Linked DNA regions of Homo sapiens: regions 1 and 3 are each linked to region 2. Evidence: chromatin loops called from intact Hi-C (ENCODE). Cell type or tissue: gastrocnemius medialis. All regions are shown on one strand. Each heading gives the region's core, and the rest is flanking DNA. Links, peaks and the distances in the headings are about the cores only.

Evidence for each region. Peaks named below come from ENCODE experiments on the same cell type or tissue, not always from the same donor. Only the 100,000 strongest peaks of a DNase experiment are listed, where the experiment ranks them.
Region 1: it touches region 2 in a loop (4-fold over the local background); 51 of 110 quality-filtered maps call a loop at or near these places.
Region 3: a loop joins it to region 2, with 11 times the contacts of the local background. A loop is called at or near these places in 4 of 110 quality-filtered maps.

What each region holds. Positions count from the first base shown.
Region 1 is chr21:28,064,358-28,072,852 of GRCh38, reverse strand. The region is part of intron 1 of LINC01697 (long intergenic non-protein coding RNA 1697); the gene reads right to left. Among named protein-coding and RNA genes, the nearest start is that of LINC01697, 20 kb to the right of the region's middle. In gastrocnemius medialis, for the core only: no CTCF peak of the experiment used is centred there; a DNase peak (open chromatin) is centred at 4,202; H3K4me3 peaks cover 1,169 bases; H3K27ac peaks cover 2,500 bases.
Region 2 is chr21:26,842,015-26,844,554 of GRCh38, reverse strand. It overlaps ADAMTS1 (ADAM metallopeptidase with thrombospondin type 1 motif 1), which reads left to right. Exons shown (of 9, transcript NM_006988.5): 1 at 1-330; 2 at 1,870-2,216. Among named protein-coding and RNA genes, the nearest start is that of ADAMTS1, 2.1 kb to the left of the region's middle. RefSeq lists an enhancer at 1,400-2,540. In gastrocnemius medialis, for the core only: a CTCF peak has its summit at 972; DNase peaks (open chromatin) are centred at 964, 1,454 and 1,981; H3K4me3 peaks cover 2,383 bases; H3K27ac peaks cover 2,500 bases.
Region 3 is chr21:27,633,034-27,641,528 of GRCh38, reverse strand. It overlaps LINC01673 (long intergenic non-protein coding RNA 1673), which reads right to left and starts at 2,911. Exons shown (of 4, transcript NR_183539.1): 1 at 2,606-2,911. In gastrocnemius medialis, for the core only: no CTCF peak of the experiment used is centred there; a DNase peak (open chromatin) is centred at 4,688; H3K27ac peaks cover 2,500 bases.

The DNA of each region.
Region 1 (8,495 bases), core at 3,149-5,648, 1.2 Mb before region 2:
AGGCAGGAATTTTCTAATCCTAGTAGGCCTGGGGGTGCTACGGGAGACCAGGGCTAATTTCATCCCATACCTACAACTGTATAAGACACACATTCCCAGAGTGGCCATTTTAGAGACCTATCCCTGGGAATGCATTCTCTTTCTCAGGGCTCTTCCTTGCTGAGAAAAAGAATTCAGCGAAATTTCTCCTATTCACTTTTGTAAGAAGAGAAATATGACTCTGTTTTGTCTGGCCCCGCAGGCAGTCAGGCCCAATGGTTATCTCCTTTGTTCCCTGAAAATTGCAGCCATCCTGTTCCTTTTGGATGCCCAGATTTCATATTGTTCAAACACACATGCTCTACAAACAATTTGTGCAGATAATGCAATCATCACAGGATCCTGAGGCTACATACATCCTCAGTTTACAAAGATGACGGGATTGAGAGATTAAAGTAAAGACAGGCATAGGAAATTATAAGAGTATTGATTGGGGAAGTGATATATGTCCATGAAATCTTCACAATTTATGTTCAGAGATTGCAGTAAAGACAGGCATAAAAAATTATAAAAGTATTAATCTGGGGAACTAATAAATATCCATGAAATCTTCACAATTTATGTTTTTCTGCCATGGCTTCAGCTGGTCCCTTCGTTCGGGGTCCCTGACTTCCCGCAACAATTCCTGACTTGCTCGCTATTTTCATTCTCAAATCCAAGCACTATGACTTCTTTTGCAGCTAACTCTTTACAACTTGCTTCCTTAAAGTTGACCAGTTTCCACTGAGTGGTGATCTTCTATTAGTTATTTTTATTCCTGGACACCTGTCATATACAACAGGGGTCTCCAGTCCTGGGGCCACGGACTGAACCGTTAGGAACCCGGCTGCTTCCTAATATTGAAGCTTCAGCATATTTACAGCCACTTTCCATCACTCAAATTACTGCCTGAGCTCCACCTCCTATCAGATCAGCATCAGCATTAGAGTCTCATAGGAGCGTGAACCCTATGCTGTGCATGCAAGGGATCTAACTTGGGCACTCTTTATGAAAATCTAATACCTGTTGATTTGTCACTGTCTCCCATCACCCCCACATGGGACCTTCTAGTTGCGGAAAAACAAGTACAGGGCTCCCACTGATTCTACATTATGATGAGTTGTATAATTATTTAATTCTATATTATAATGTAATCATAATAGAAATAAACTGCACAACAAATGTAATGCACTTGAATCATCCACAAACCACCCTCCACCCTGATCTGTGGGAAATTGTCTTCCATGAAACTGGTCCCTGGTGCCAAAAAGGTTGGAGACTGCCAGTAAATAACATTATTGAACTCTGTGGCTGTTGATACTCTTTTCCTAGTCTCTTCAATATAAGAAAGTTTTTCTTCTGAGTCCCTTGGTTGCTTGCTCCTCAACCTTTTCTTGTTCTCTAGAGATAAATGTTTATCAATGTTTTTTCTTGTTGGCCTCCAGAGTCTCATAATTTCAAGCATTGCTTTCCAGCAGGATGCATTTGCACCATGCACCATAAAGCTTAGTTATAGCTCAGCTCTAACATTCTCCTATATTTATTTATTTATTTATTTATTTATTTTGGAGATGGAGTTTAGCTCTGTCTCCCAGGCTGGAGTGCAGTGGCACAATCTCTGCTCACTGCAACCTCCATCTCCCAGGCTCAAGCGATTCTCCTGCCTTGGCCTCCTGAGTAGCTGGGATTACAGGCACATGCCACCATGCCTGGATAATTTTTGTATTTTAATAGAGACAGGGTTTCACCATCTTGGCCAGGCTGGTCTCGAACTCCTGACCTCAGGTGATCTGCTCACCTTGGCCTCCAAAAGTGCTGGGATTACAGGTATGAATGACCATGCCCAGACTAAAGTTCTTCTAATTTTTATATGTTTTTATGATATTTCCAGGATGTCCCATAGACATTTTACATTTAAAATAACTAAACTGATCACCTTTGTCTCACACACTGAACCCGTATTTTTGACATCCCTATTTGTATTCACGGCATTAATCTTCTTTAGTCACCCAGATTTGAAATCTTCATCATCACAAACACCTGATTTCCCTTCATTACTCACGGATAACTAATGTCTACCTCTTACATTTTTCAATATAGTAGAATCTATTGAATCTATTTCTTAATTTTTACCTCAATTTTCATCACCCTAGATTAGACCCTAATTGCCACCATGATGACCACCTGCAATAATCTACCAGTGAGTTTTATCACATCTTGAAGACTGCAGAATTTTGACAGTTAAAGATGGAGGGAGGTATTATATACAAAGGGCATATATTTTGCTGAAGATCTAGGATTCACTTTAGAATCTTTAAACAGTTGTACTGGGAGAGGGTCACACAGGTAGAAGAGTAATAAGATTTGAAATGCAACTTGGAATAAGATCTTGAATCCCAGACTATTGAGAAATATTCACAAATATGCTTCTCTTCCATTTTATTTTTTTCTTTAGTATCCGTAGTACCTACTAAAATGCTTTGCATATTTTAGATGTTCAGAAAATTCTTATTTCAACAAACAAAAGTATTATAAGCATGTTAAATTACTAAAATGCACCTTGATTTATTTCTTTTAAAAGTATGTAGGACACATAAACTATCATTTTGCTTCTACAGTTCATCTTGTATTTAAACACAATAAAATATCAATTTTAATGTTTTTCTTAATTATTCACTAAGTGTCATATATACATATCACTGAATATATTACAGACATACATGTATTGTATATGTAATATATTAAAAGATAAGGATTAATTGAAGGGGCTTATCTGGTGCTAGAGTTTTGCTTTGCTTTTGAATTCTTATTTAATTCTGTTCTATTTACTGAATGTCCATCTCTGCATAATATTTGAAAAGCCTCCTGAGTTAAAAATAGTTAATTCTGGGAAAGAGCTCAGCTCTTGGTATTTAGCCATATTATTCATCTTATATGGCTGATACATTTATCATGCGTTGATTCAAATACATGCAGCTTTTAACTTTTTGCAGAAACTATAAGGTCATACATCACAGATTAATATTCTTCTCATGCCCTCCCCCCACATTCGTACACAAAGGTCTCTTGTGGTTAGTGATATTAATCCATTCCTGTGGTTTTGCAGTCAAGAGGAATATAGTGCAGCGTGCCTCCTCGTTTAAAACAAAAAGGCTTACGGTGTTCTTTGGCTTTATGCTGCTTGGCTTTCGCCAGAGGACAGCATCCATGAGAGGGATTTGCTTTGTTTTTCTAATTATCAGCAGCTGGGTGAAACAGCTTCCAAAGGGGGAGAAAACAACACAGAGAATTTTAAGCCATGCTACTAACAGGTGTTCCCAGGGATCAAGTTCTTAAACAACCCTAAGAGTAAGATGAGATGCACTTTGTTGAACTGTTGCTGATGGTAGAGGGAAAATAATCAGGAATTTGCATACAACAACTCATTAAGTCCCCTTCCCAGTATATTAAATAGACTTAATTTTTCGAAAGGCAATTTTGGATAAAGATAGTGAATGGTGTGCTGATATGAAATGACTACACAGCATAATTTCATTTTGCCTTGGTTTGTTACTCCTCCTCTCCTTGCCATATCTCCAATATAAGCCCCCCCCACATACATACATACACACTCAGATGTGTACACACTCATGTGAGTGCACACATATTGCATATTTACTGATAACATTGTCCAAGCTGCTGTGATGACATCCAGGGTCATTCACCTACAGTTTTATGCAATTATAAATAAAATAGAATTCAAAAAGAGCACAAGAACATATTGTGAAATAGGTGAGATAGCTCCGTGGGCTAATCCTGAATGGCGAGACTCATCAAATTATTTAGATTCTATCTTGAACTTTAAAAGCTGGTATAAATCTTAGTATGAAAGATTTAAGCAAAGAGAGATGGGTACTGGGTAATATAACTGCATGAAAGTATTCTTAAATAAATATAAGCCTATCTCAAGTTTATAGAAAAATAACAATCCCAAAGAGGTTATCCCTCACATAAAGGTTACAGTTTTAGCAACCGGGGCATTCTACCAGAGCTTTCAGGAGGTGATTAAAGTAGACTTTAAGCTTCAGTCACTTGCTGGGCTCTTTCACCAGCATGTGAAAATTTGCCACCTCATGGTGACCTGGAGTTTATCAAAGGCCAGTCAGTGTTAGAGAGAGAAGTAATGGCAGTAAGAGAGAGGATCACAAGAACAGTTAAGCCAAGACACTCAGTCTGTAGGCTCACGTTTCTTCCACTCCAGCACACTGGAGGAGCTACTCCCAGAAGAAGGCAAGGAAGAGACAGCTCTGAGCCAGACCTTGCTTAAGACAACTTCAGCAGCCTTCTGTGACCATTTGAGCTTCAGCTCAAATCCAGGCTGGTGTAAAAGGAGAAGTTGATTTTTACATTGAGTTTACATTAAAATTTAAAAGGTATAGATTTTAGTAATTAAAAGTGCCAAAACATTTTGGATTCTGCTCAAATGGCACTGAAGGTTAAGAAAGGAAGATTGATGGAACATAGCTGAAGGTAATGATCACAGAAAAATAAAATCACTGAGTGGGAATACTAGACCATGATTCTCTCAGGTGGATGACAGCGAACTGGCTGTCTACTGATAAAACTTGATATAATCTTAAAAAATTCCTGAAATAACCCTCCCCTACCTCTTCCCATTACCTCTTTAACATAAGTGGAAAAATAAAAAAAGACTAAAAAACTGCCTGCTTTTCTGGGCAAAGGCAAAATCTGTATTTAAGAGTGTTAATTATGACTCAATGACTAGATCTGAGTTCCACATCATTCCCTTTTTAATATCATCAGCTGTGTCTTGGCACTCAAGTTTTCTACGAGTTTGTATCATATGCAAATGTATTCTTTATTTCAGTTTTGTCTTTTCCTGTTATTTTTATTTTAAATTAACAAACTAGAAAGACAAAATATAGTTTACTATCCCCAAAATGTATGCCCACTTCTGTTATTGCTTTACCGGTTTTTTCTCTTTAAAATTATTTTTTAGGGTGAAGGGTTGTTACTGGTGGTAGACAGTATCATGGCACAATTGCTAGTAAAAGCTATACTTTTGGCTTTTAACTAAAATCTATGCTTAAACAAATACTATTTAAATAAAAAGATTAACTTTCTCAATAGATATGTTTTCTATACAATTTGAATACTTTCTTTGTGTATAGGTGTCATCAATAGGTAACATTTATATCAACAAATTATTATCATTTACTAGAATTTCCTGGAAATAAAAATAATTTTTAAAGACTTTAACCTATCTCTGCTTTACAAAACAAGCTGTTTATTAATATAAGAGTTCAGGACAAATATTTCTGAAAGAACTAAACATTATGTTGGTTGACCTACAGGTTCTCACCTACAGAGGGAAGCTGAGCTACCCTAAGCTGGAGAAGGGTGACTCCCAAACTTCTCTTTACTATGTAACATCTTTACTCTCTCTTCCAATTGCAGCTTTTTCCCTATCAGAAAACTAGGTCTCCTAGACTCTCTAAATTCAAATTCTTCACTCCACCAAAACCTGAATAAATCTGAATATAAACATGTCTCTGCAAATGAGTCATAAATAATCTTGCGTGCATCCATAGGTATTTTAAGACACCCTAACCTAAGCACATTACAGGTGCAGTGAGTAGCATGGCTTCTATGACGAAGTTGGCAGAGCCAACAACTCACATTTTTTACTCATATTAACATCTGTGTTCACAATACGGCATTGAATATTCATATCTGCCCGGCTTTTCCTATCTCTAGAAGTTTTCCAACCCCTCTGCCCTGCTGTACTTTGGCCATTTCTAGTTGCCACTCGAAGTTTTTCAGTCTTTGCAATTTTTATTTTTCTTTTGTCAGCATTTTCTTTTATCCCAGATCTTCCCCTCAGTACACAGATTTTTCCACTTATTTTTAGCTTTCCTTATCTTCTGAGCTCCAGCCCTTGCATGACTGTTTTTCTAGACTTTTGTTCAGTGGTTAGCTAACCGGGCCCACTACTCCTTTGGATTTTGGATCTTCTTGGTTAGTGAACTGAATGATTACCATGTTTTCTTTACTTCTGCTCTAATGAACTTTATTTGAACTACAGTCTTTAGTTCTCCTTCTGGCTGCCACTTCTGCCCTGGGAAAGACAACCATTACTTGAGAATTCTGGTTAATCAAAATGTTACCGTCCTTGAAAAATGGTCTAACATTAATGAATCTGACACCCAAATAGACACATAATTATATCTGCAACCTGGCTTTTGCAGAATTTAAAAATACAAATAAAGACTATGGTCGTGTTTTTTTTTTAAATTTTTAATTCAGTCAACCAAATCAAGGCTGCTTCCTTTTTCTTTTTTTTTTATCAAAAGGCTTGAGCTCGATAAAATGAACATGATTTTTTGCCAAGCAATTCTTTTTTTTTTTTCCCCTTAATTTTTAAGCCCATGGGTATTTCAAGGGAAATTCAACCCACATGTTTCTGATTCATTTACACTTAATTCATTAAAATATTGTTTTGTAAGAGTTATTTGATGTCCAAGGGCCTTATGAGTCTTTTTATATGACTTCTTATGCCATTTTTTTCCTCAAAAACAGGAAGTGGTATTTTGCTAAGAACTGAAACTCCAAAAGGGTTGAATTTCATATGAATCACATAAAGCACACTAAGATGATTGTATCTCTCCTGGGTCATCCTTGCTTTGAGGAAGCACCTGAAACAGTTACCTGCATTGACTATATGTTGTTAATGAAATTCCAATTTCTCCAACACAATTCTAAAATCTCCTAAAAAGGGAGACTTCCAAAGTCAATCTTTAAAAGGACACACAAAATGAATCAATTTAACTCAATATTCATGTGAATATAATGTTATTTATTAAGACAAAGTTTTATAGCAGAGGCATCCACCATGTGATAGCCTCAGGAAACCCCTACAGTCTGTTTATTTAAATCTAAACCTTCCTTCATTCCCTCATCTCACTCCAAGAAAGGAACTTTGGGTAAAAAGGGGCAGAGAAGGAGACTGCAATGGATTAAGCAAACAGAATGTGTGTGTGTTGGATGACAATAAGAAACACTGTAATGTATATCTAAGCTATGCTTTCTTATATAGAAGCAACAACTTTTTTAGCCAGAGACTATTTAAATAGCAGATGTGCACGATTTTCTTTGTGACAAAAAAAATTGGAATGCTTATGTAATGAGTCTGAACTTGCATGGATACACAGTTTTTACTAGCAGAGCACTGAAGTGTCTTCTTGAGAACGCTTGAGTTCAAGAGCAGCTCTGTGGTCCCTGAATGAAATCCAGAACCAAAGTCCCACCAAAGGGTTCTTCTGACTGGTTTAGTTTCCAGTGCAGGCAAATTCAATGAAGGAATCCGAATACCACTGAGAATAAGAGAACCATTTTGGATCAAATATTTGGCAGCTGAAATCAAAACTAGAAAAAAAATTATTAGGAAAAAAATTATCTGGGGTAAAAAGAAATGAGATTGGAAATAAAATTTCTTAGTAAAAGAACATAATGATGTGGAGAATGAGCAGAGGATGACAAGTCCTAGAAACAGAATGGATAAAGTACTTAAAGTAGAAGAGGAAGTTTTAAAAGAGAGAAAGAAACACAGTAAACTGTCAGAGGAAATACAGTGACAACTACTAAAGCTGAAGTTGTATTTACTTAAATCCAGAATACCTGGCTTACTTACTGGAAATATTCAAATTTCTAAATACAGCAAACACATGAAGTGCAGTAATTAGAACATCCACAATGTTCTCCCCCACCCAATTATTCACTGTAGAGCAACTAGATGGATACCTATGCAAAATCTTTGATGTAACATCATGTAACAGTACTGTACTGAAACTAATATTTTACAAAACATCCAAGCTTGACGTTTATTTAGAAACCTACTAACCATGATGTGTAGATTGCCTGAAAATAGAAAGGAATTGCCCTTTAACACCAACTCTGTTGATTCTGACATCAACATAGTTCTCTCAACCCCCAAACCATAAATACATGGGATAAACATCAATATTTATGTGTGCTCTTTTGCTCCACAATATCTCATGATGTGTGCCTTCAACACCTGTTCACAATTCCGCTTTCTTCAGAGAAAGCAAATCTTGAGTAAAGAGAGAAGATGAGTACCACATGATTGGTATAGCATCATAACATTTTTATAATGCCTTAGAAACATTGATTAATTTCCAACTATGGACAAGCTATTTTTCTAAAAACTTCAAGTAGTAAAATTAAATTTAAGACTCATTTCTTTAAGTGGATTACAATTTACTGGGGGTGAGAGGCACTAAAGAAATTATAATCCAAGATACTACATTAAATGTTATACAAGGGATGCAAACTATTTATTTTTTTGGTTTGAGCTAGGATCTTGCTCTTTTGGCCAGGCTGGAGTTCAGCTGCGTGACCTTGGCTCACTGCAACCTCTATCTCCCAGTTTCAAGCAACCCTCTCACCTCAGCCTCCTG
Region 2 (2,540 bases), core at 1-2,500:
GCTCGGCTGCCGCCCTCAGCCTCTGCGAGGGCGTGCGCGGCGCCTTCTACCTGCTGGGGGAGGCGTATTTCATCCAGCCGCTGCCCGCCGCCAGCGAGCGCCTCGCCACCGCCGCCCCAGGGGAGAAGCCGCCGGCACCACTACAGTTCCACCTCCTGCGGCGGAATCGGCAGGGCGACGTCGGCGGCACGTGCGGGGTCGTGGACGACGAGCCCCGGCCGACTGGGAAAGCGGAGACCGAAGACGAGGACGAAGGGACTGAGGGCGAGGACGAAGGGGCTCAGTGGTCGCCGCAGGACCCGGCACTGCAAGGCGTAGGACAGCCCACAGGTAGAAGAATTGCTCTCGTTTGTCTGTCCATTCATCCTCCTCTCCTCACTTTATCTATCCCACGCGACTTCAGGGTAGACTCCTGCTGGCAGGCAGGATCATAAGTCCGCGGACAGAACGGAGGCCTGGAGTGGAGGAATGTGGTTTGAGGTTTGGATTGGTGAACTCAGCTAGAAAACATACTTGCATTTGCCCGAATAATGAATAACCAAGAAAAAAACTGACAAACGATTTTCTGCAAACTAAAGCAAAGCATTTAGGCCGGGGAGGGAGAGTTTGTAACCTGACTCCTTCCACCTTTAGCGAGTTGGAGCTTGTGCGAGTTCTTTCCACTCTGTGTATTTCTTTTTAATGATTTTGTGTGCGCCTTTTGTGCGGGTTGCAACGTTGCGCTGAGTTTTGTAACCGCTGCCTGTGCGTGCATCCTGCGCTCACGGGAGGGCGGATGTGGAGAGGGCAGAGGAGCAATGGTGACCTGGGAAGGTACCCTGAGCGGCTACGCTAGGATCTCTGTTCTGCAGACTTCTGTCCCCTTTCCCCCTTATAAGGCTGACCCAGGCGGGCTGAAGGCGGTGGGGCCCCTTCGCAGAACCTGCTTGGGAGGTCTTTCCCGGGTTTGCCCCGCCTCCCAGTTTGCACTCCCTCTCGCGGCCATAATTCTGCTCTCAAGCACTGTTGAAAGTCACTGCCGGTCCTTCCTGCTACGGCCTTCTCTCTGTGCAGTGCTTATTCTCCAGTTCTTTTTGTTTCATCACTTTGGTGCCTTTTTCCTTCTTTAACTCTCTCGCGTGTCATTTTTTAAAGAATTCTCCCCTTTTCCCCTGCTCCTCTGCTCCTGGGAGCAAAGTGGTCGCAGCCCAGTTTAGGACTTTCTGCAGGGGTTGGGTCTCAGTCCGGAGTGGAAGGCTCTGTTCCAAATAATCAATCATGCCTGGAAGCTGGAACTTATTTCGCTGGGGCAGTGGGAGTGGGGCCAGAGGCTGCTGGGCAGAGTGGGTGGTCCTTGTGCCCGGAATTGGCAAGAGCGGAGCACCCCAGGGACCCCTGGAATGAGACAGCAGAGCTGTGCAGTCTGAGATTCCTTAAGGCCCGGCCCCTTGGCAGCAGCCCAGGCCCTACCCGAGGCCTTCCACGTGGAGCCTGATGATCTCATTCAGGATTTGAGCCCTCGCCTGTGAAAGAGTGACTCAGGGCCTCTGCCTGCCGCTCTTGCTCCAAGATTTTACTACAATTGGGTAGGATTATGTGCGAAATTGCCTTGTTCAGACTGTGGGATTTCAAAGAGAACAGAAGAAATCCTGCTCACACACAGAAAGATCCTGACCATGCAAAGGAGCGCGTGGTCTTTTTATTTAAAGGAGAGGAGAGAACTTTAAAAATAACACTTGGAGTGAAGATATGCAAATATTTTTGTTATTGTTGTTCTGGGTATATTTTTGCTTTGTTTGCTTTGACTGGTTAGGCTTTCCTAATATATGCTAGGAAGGTAACTATTCTTGGACAGCCTGACCATAAGCAAACTTTTTTTTTTCTTTACAGGAACTGGAAGCATAAGAAAGAAGCGATTTGTGTCCAGTCACCGCTATGTGGAAACCATGCTTGTGGCAGACCAGTCGATGGCAGAATTCCACGGCAGTGGTCTAAAGCATTACCTTCTCACGTTGTTTTCGGTGGCAGCCAGATTGTACAAACACCCCAGCATTCGTAATTCAGTTAGCCTGGTGGTGGTGAAGATCTTGGTCATCCACGATGAACAGAAGGGGCCGGAAGTGACCTCCAATGCTGCCCTCACTCTGCGGAACTTTTGCAACTGGCAGAAGCAGCACAACCCACCCAGTGACCGGGATGCAGAGCACTATGACACAGCAATTCTTTTCACCAGACAGGTAAGAGGAAGATGGTACCAGCTGTGAGACTGTCCTCTTAGGAGTCTACGTTGTACCAAAAAGATATATACAAGGCATTTCACCAGTGTTTTTGCAGTTAACCTTTTTTAATTGGCTAGCATGGTTTATCTTACTCATTTCTACTGTAATTTAAATATCTCAAGTTTCACAGTTCTATTTTAAAAGCATTAGAAAAAAGCTTGATTAAAGTCACATGAAGTCTTCTTATGTCAACAATAATGAATGTAGATGCTCCAAAGCATATGTGAAGGCACACCCTGCCAAAAAAGTTAGATCCCAAGGGTCATGCTCCCCTTATTAATA
Region 3 (8,495 bases), core at 3,445-5,944, 790 kb before region 2:
TGAGTGATAGTTGAGCAAAATCTCTCTTGAGTTAGTATTTAAACTGAGTCCTGAAGTTTGAGAAGGAAACAGCTAGGCAAAGACCAAGATCACAGAGCATTCCTGGTAAAGAGAAATCCAACTACATGGCAACATCTCAAAGGTGACAAAAATGTGATAATGTGAGGAAGACATTAGAAGATGAGGTTCAAATTGTTTTGTAACAATTTTGTCTTTGTCCCTCTACACTGGGCCCTGTGTCTCTATATGTGTCCTCGTATGTGTGTGTGCATGCATGTGCCCTTTAAAATCCATGCTTATATTATTTTCACCTTGTCCACCCCAGTAATGTTTTCTTTTTTTTAAATATCTTTTGCAAAAACCACTTATTTGTCTCTCATTGATCAGAACTGATTCATGTGATTGACTAAATCTGGAACATAGGTTGATGCTTGGAGCAGAAAAGAAATCAACCTAATTTGAACAACATGGGAAGATTGGAAAACTACTGATTCTCTGAAGGGTGATTGATGAATTGTTACTACAAAATGGGTGAATGAACCCTGACCAATGAGTAGTCACTACAGAAGCCCTGAAACATCAAAGTAGGCATGTCAGTAGGCAATCAGACTTCAAATCTAGCTATGAGTTGGAAACTTGAAAAATGGAAGTCTTCAAGAGATAGATGATACTTAAGCAATACAGAAAGTTTAAATCAAGTTGGAGAGATGATAGAGAATAATAAACAGCACATTACCTAGCACTGTGGAACTCTAATATAAAGCTTGGGTATATGGGAAGAGGTCAGTAAAGCAGTTGACAAAAGAATATCTCACTCATCTGTATAGCCGGTGATCAGGACGGGGAGTTACATTAGGCTAAATTCTTCTATAGACTTTATGGAAGCCTTTATAGAACCTTCTATAGGTTCTGCCTTTAAATGTCCCTAGGATCATTCCCTGTTCTTTGTGAATGTTGACTTAGAGTTTAGTTTCTCTAAAGTAGAGATGGGAAGGATGACTCTCTCCAATACAATGATCTTGCATTTGTTTTGGGTTATACTGTTCCTACTCTGTTGCTCCTTTAATCCAATATCAGTGTTATGCTCTGGAAAGTCCTCAAAATTAGTGCAATGAATTAATAGCACTCTTTCTTGCTTTCCAGAACTATGTTTTGGATTTACACACCTTAAAATGAGTTTTTCTTCATTTCCACAGGATATTGGGAGGGAAGGAGGTAAATTCCTATCCTCAACCTGCCACCTTCCACTAGTAGTCGAAACGTTACTTCTATAAAATAATTTCCTGAAACTTCTGTATGGTTAAAAAAAATCCTGCTGTGTAAACCAAGTAATAATTTCCCCCTGGAAATTGAAATTAAGGATAAACAATTGAGTGAAATTAACACTTAACTAATGTGTTTTCTTTCTAATTTATTAAATATTTTAGAGCTTTGGAAGCAAAAGCAGCAGCTCTTTTATAACTTTCCAGAACACCTTTATTATAATCAACCTATTTCACGTAACACTCTGGTGTTCTTAGTTTTACTTGTAATTAGACTTTTGCCTCTCTAATTGCACCAAAATAGTAATAAATGTTTTTAAAAAGATTTTGTCTCTTTGAAAAGAGAATGAATGTATCCATTAGCTTATTGGCATCCATCATCTTATAGAGGTCAGTTCGCTTAAATATTTTGGATGGAATACATCTTCCTAACTCAGTTTTCTCTTAAAATGTTAGGAAAAAAGCCCTCAAGACAACTACCACAGAAGTCAGGATACTTGCTTCAAATGATGCTATAGCATTGTTGTTAGTCCTAGTATTATAAAATAAATGAAAGGTATCATAGAAACAAGTACATAATAGACACCCAGTCCATATTTGCTTACTCTTTTAAATAAAAGCAATATCACAAATAAGTTAATTGATCTCTAGCTAGAATGTTGTCCTTATTAGATAGTTTCACATTCAAACTGAAAAAACATTTCAGAATTTGATATGAAACCCATGCACATGGTTTACATTCATTTAAAGCCATATATTTTGCTCAATTGTTTTTTCATTTCTTTTCTGGCACTGCCTAAAACCAGATGATATTACACTAAAAAAGTGAATTGGTTACTAAGCCTTTCCAGCTGTGAAAAAGGAAATAAAATCCCATACTTCTTAGGCACTATGTATAAGAAAAACATTTTTCATGGCAAGTAAATATATGCTCTGGCTCTTTACCTCCAGGTGAGTGGTCTTATTTTAAATTTTTAAAATGATTGTGACACTAATGAGATTTCAGCTAGGCATATGGGGATATTTGATTTTGTGGCTAATTCTGTCTTTTCCTTATTCTTTAAGTAAAACTGGATTTTTTTTTCCTGTGTGATAAGAGTTGGTGGTTTCTAGTATGAAGCTGGCACAATAGCCCTAAATTATAAATAGAAATACATCAATTCTCATTGAATTTCTTTTTTCAATAATATAATGACATTGGCATGTTATGTCACTTTTCTAAATCTAGTTTCCTTATCTATACATGTGATTAATAACCAAATGATATCAAACCCATTTTGTGTGTGTGTGTGTGCGTATGTGTGTGTTAAAGAATTTAACTCATTGATAGAGAGCAGACTCACTGCAAATGTTGTTGCTGTTCTTATTCTTGTTCTTCTTATTTTTATTGTTCTATAAAACAGATGTACAAAATGTCAGCCTTCATAGGATCTCTTCCTGGTTTTAACTTTGTCAGAATTCCATATATTGGTGTTCAGATGTTCTAGTTGGAAACGTATAGCCATAAACTTTTAGTGGACAAATAAGTAGACTTTGATAAAGCTGCAGCATCCTGTTGTTTTGTAATAAGCCAAAAGAAATGGTAGCCTACAAGAATGAGAAATTCATCTGTCTCCTGTGTTGTACATTTGGTTGCTGGGATACCATGTCTTCTTTGGAACTATACTCTGTTTGGAAGACACGTCCTTCAAGATCCTCCTAGAAAAAGAGTACATAAAATGAATTTTGGGATCTAGCTATATCTGAGGGTAATTTTATGTTGCTTTCACCCTTGATTAATAGTATGGATGATATATTAGCACCCTACTGCTATTGTAAAATATTACCACAAAGTTGATGATTTAAAACAATACAAATTTCTTTGTATTGGCCTGGAGACTTTTGCTTTGAGAAAGCCTCCTCTTCAAGTATTTTCCAGAAGGATACCTGTGTCTGGATCTCCTACTGTGACTTTTAGCCAGACTGGTAAACCCGACAGCATTACTTAACCTTCTACTTACATGGCGGTTCCTTACATTGCAGAATGGGACATAGAGCCCCCGAACGACACTCACCAGTTTAATACACTGCCGTGTGGTCCAGTGTCCACCCTGTTTACATCTATCCTATGAAGGAAAGACACCAATGGGGCCCCAATCTAAGAACTCTGATAAACCCCTCTATTGAATTGTTTCAAGTTTCTGAAAACTCCATAAAACACATCTTTCATATTGCATTACAATTTCTGGTTTCTGTTTATTTTTCCTCTATTCCTTCTACCCTAAGGTAGGAGAATGGGAGAGGGACAAGGTGGCTGTGGTAGTACGGGTGGAGTTAGGAAGGGGAAGCCACAACTTAACGTCTTAAAATAATACAAATGCATTATCATGCAGTTCTGGAGGTTAGAAGTCTAAAATTGATCAATAGAACTGCATTCCTTTTAAAGGTTTTACAGAAAAATTTGTTTCCTTGCCTTTTCTAGCTTCTAGATACTTTCTGCATCCTTGACTTGTAGAAGTGGCCTATCTTATATCTTCAAAGCCAACAGCAAATATCTGCTAATCACTCTCTCTCTTTCAGTTCCAATCTTCAATCACATGGTCTTTTCTGATTCTTACACCCCTGCCTCCCTTTTGTAGGACCTTCATGATTACATTGGGTCTACCCAAATAATCCAGAATAATCTCTCCATCTCCAGATCCTTAACTTAATATCCCCAGAGTCTCGTACTTTACACACAACATATTCACAGGTTCCAGAAATTAGGATATAGGTCTCATTATCATGGAAGGCCCAAATCTTGTAATCTAATTTATCTAAATTAGTCATGGTTAGGGCGTTCACTATTATCCACTCTGGGGCAAAATTATTCTCCGTTGGGAGATCTGTGAAACTATAAAACATGATATTGCCTCCTAAAATACTATGGTGAGATAGGGATCAGATAACACTAATAGATATCCAGTTCACAAAAGGAATCACCAGAGGTGAGCAATTTCAAAATCTGTTTTTGCATTCAACATTAGGTTTCAAAGCTTGAGAATCATTCTCTGTGTTTCCTGGCTCTGCTGCTATTGTAGAGACTCTACATGTTTGCAGCTGAGTAGTTTTATCAATTTGTTTTCTACATGTAGAATTTGGAGAATTCAATAGCCTTCCCTCCTTTTGTTCTGTCTCCCTTTTAGTTCAAGCTGACATTGAGTATGTCTGTTGGCACAACATTCTTAAGAATCTTGCAAATATTCCCTGTATGTTTCAGGGATTCTCTCCACTAGACAAGAGGCTCATCCACAAATCTTTTTTTTATAATACCATCTCTATTCCTGGCTTCTGCTTGGAGGGCTGAGGGGAACCATGATTCACTGCTCTAATCCTTTCAAAAGGCCATGTGTGTAATTGAATACTCTGATCCTTTGATCCTTCCAAAGTACTAGCAAAAGGTTGTCCAGCCACACCTTGGCTTTCTGTCCAGAACAGGCTTTCTTGATTATGAATCTCCTAATTTTAGTGCCTTTGCAATCTGGATTGGCTGAGAATTTCCCAAGTCATCAGGTCCTGTTTCCCTTTTTCCTAACACCGCTTCCGTCAATCTCTCTCTTTTCTCACATTTCACTGTAAGCAATGGGAAGAAACAAGGCTCTACCTTCAGCACATTGCTTGGAAATCCCCTCAGCTAGATATTAAAGTTCATTTCCTATAGGTTCTGCTTTCCACATAACTAACTGTAGGACACAATTCCGCCAAGCTTTCTGCTACTACATAATAACGATTACTTTTCCTCCACTTTCTAATAAGCATTTTCCTCATTTCTTTATGAACCCTCACTAGGCATGCCTTTAATGCTCGTATTTCTACCAATATTCCATTTATGATGCTGTATTTTCTAAGATGTATGAGTATAGGATGGGTGAAAAATATTTTTACTCAGACTCTGTAGTTAGTGCTTCCTGTGAGAATTACCATGCCATTCTAATTCCCAGTTTTTTTTTATGTGACCTGCTTTCCATCTGAAGGCTGTTATCATAGTTTATTAAAATCTGGTTGAGATTTTATGACCCCTTGAACTAGAAACCGATGCACTAAAATTATACTTTTTATATTAACATGTCTATAATTTTTTTTCATAATTTTTCTGAAATCTGTTATTCAGTTATTGAAACTCCATCTCTTCTGATGGGATCCTGATAAATACATTGCCAAAAACATGAAAATAAATTAAGTACATATCAAGTGATGAATACCTAAAAATACTTGTATTTCCATAAGATGAAATATTTATCAGTGATAAAAAGAAACACACTTCTGATAGATTTAATTATGTGGATAAATCCCAAGACAGTATTCTTGTGAAAGAAGCTATACAAGAAAAGACTCTCTACTGTCTCATTGCATTGATATGACATTCTGAAAAAATAATGGGACAGAAACGAGATCAGTGATTGTGAGGAGAACCATACAAATCCACATGAACAAATTTTTTGAGATGAAATGAACATTCCATATCTTATTTGTGGTATTGGTTCCAGAACTGTATACATTTATCAACCTCATAGCACTGTACATCTAAAAAAGGTGAATCTTAAGATATGTAAATTATTATTTAACCGATCTGAACCAGAAAGAGAAAATTTGACTTTTTTAAAAAGAATATTATTGTTGGCCAGGCGCGGTGGCTTACGCCTGTAATCCCAGCACTTTGGGAGGCTGAGGCGGGCGGATCACAAGGTCAGGAGATCGAGAAACCATCCCAGCTAACATGGTGAAAACCCGCCTCTACTAAAAATAGAAAAAAATTAGCCGGGCGTGGTGGCGGGCGCCTGTAGTCCCAGCTACTCGGGAGGCTGAGGCAGGAGAATGGCGTGAACCCGGGAGGCGGAGCTTGCAGTGAGCTGAGATCACGCCACCGCACTCCAGCCTGGGGGACAGAGCGAGACTCCGTCTCAAGAAAAAAAAAAAAAAAAAAAAAGAATATTGTGGTTAGAGAAATATAATTCATTACAGAATTCGAGGGTTTGTTTTCTGTAGTTTCAAATTTACAAGTTCTTTGTCAGTTAAAGGAGAATATTTGGAAATATATTTCTATGAATTTTCCAGCAATAGCTCAACATTATGACTTCTTTTTTCTTTTTTATTATACTTGAAGTTTTAGGGTACATGTGCACAACATGCAGGTTAGTTACGTATGTATACTATGACTTCTTTTAATTTTCTTTGTATAGGCTTCACATCCTCTTGTAGCTTGTTTTCTTTAGAGTTAGTGATGACCTTTATTTTTCTTAAACAATTACATTGTCATACTTTCAATAATATCTAAAATATTCTTTGTACCATCCCATGAAAGACGCTTTTCTCTATGGCTATTTCCTGTTCTAGTCTAGATTTGTTGCAATTTAGGTTCTCAGCACAAATGTCCTTCTGGGTCTTCCCTTTGCTTTTCTACTTCATTGAATCCGTTGTCCCCTCCTCATGTTTTCTTTTTTCCTGCTTATCTTTACAAACAAATTCACCATTAAATCCTTAAACTGGATGAAGTGAGCTGAAAGTTTTGAGTTCTTAAAATACCTTCATTTCCCAGTTATTTTCATTGATTGATAGGTATAAAATTATAGGTTGAAAACAACTCCCCTCAGAAAATTAAAGCTCCATTTTGTTCTATTTTGAGCTACTGTAGATGAGATTAATAATATAAATTAATACTCATTCTGTTGTAGGTAAACTGTCTTTTCTCTTGAGATTTTTTAGTTGATACATTGAACTGATATGCTAGACATCAATCTATGTATTTATTTTTGTTAATTTTTTTAGGAGGTTGGTGAAGCCCTTTCACATTGAAGACCTCTGTCTGCTTTCTGCTCAGAAAAATCTCCTATATTAAATTGTGTAATAGCATTCCCTCTTCCATTTCATTTAGGTTCTTTGTAATCTTCTGTTTTAGGGGAACAGCATTGACTCTTTCTTTTAATTACTCCTCTCACGACACCATCCTTACGTATTTTGTTAGGATTTACTGTATTTATATTACTCCATATACCCTGAGTAAAGTTCATTGATCTGAGGGAGGCATGTGAACCAAAAAGAATCAATCAGTCCCTGAGATTTTTGAACATGGCATGAGAAAAATGTCTAAAACTATTTTATGTCCAGGTACTAAATTTTAAATTGTGAGACTCTATGTTCACATTTATCACTTTGAAAATGAAGTCATGATGAGAAGCAAGTAGTACCTACACCAGTACATATATATATATATTGTATATGTCTCCATCTATAGTTATCTGCATCTAATGTCTATATTCATCTAATACCTGACAATCTGTGTGTGTATCTATAGCAGCAGTTTTTAACCAGGGGCAATTTTGCCTTCAGGAAGTTTTTGGCTATCACAACTAAATGAAAGTGTTCCTGGCATCCAGTGGATAAATGCCAGAGACGTTGCTGAAAACCTTACATGGACAACCTCCTGCTGCAAAGAATTATCCAGCTCAGAATGTCAATAGTGCCAAGTTTGAGAAACCCTGATCTAAAGGGAGTCCTTGTAGAAACAAGATCCCCTTATTACGTTCCCTGAAGGCATTATGTTGTTTCCTTAATTTTGAGCAATCTGCTATTTTTCTTTTTCAAACATTTTTTTATTGGTACATAATAATTGCGCACATTTATAGGATATGCAGTAAATTATTATTTACTGCTTTCTTAGTCTCATTTTTGGAAAATAGCTCGTTATCATTAAAATTTGTTCTTCTTTCTGCTGAGCTAATTCAAATAGTATTTCAGTTTACTTCAAGAAAGAACATATGGACTAACAATGAGCTTTTCTATGTATTCTGGTGTGTATTAAACAGTGGCAGGTATCTCAATGTATTTGCATGATCCTGTTTTGTCTTTGGTTGCCTTGCGTGCTCTTAACTGAAAAAGTCCCAGTTTTTATTTGTATTGAGAATAGAACTGTGAAAGATCCACCTCTGAAGGCATTGTAGTGTTTCTTTCATTTTGAACATCCAAACAGTTTTTAAATCTATTTTTAATTTAACATATAGTAATCTTACATATTTATGAAGTACACAGCCATGTTGTGACACGTGCCATGTATAGTGATCATTACAGATCACTATATACACATATACAGATCACAGTAACTGGCATATCTGTCATCTCAAACATTTATTGTTTCTTAGTGTTGGGAACATTAAGTATCATCCTTCTAGCTATTTGAAACTATGGAATATATTATTGTTAACTATAGTCATTTTATGG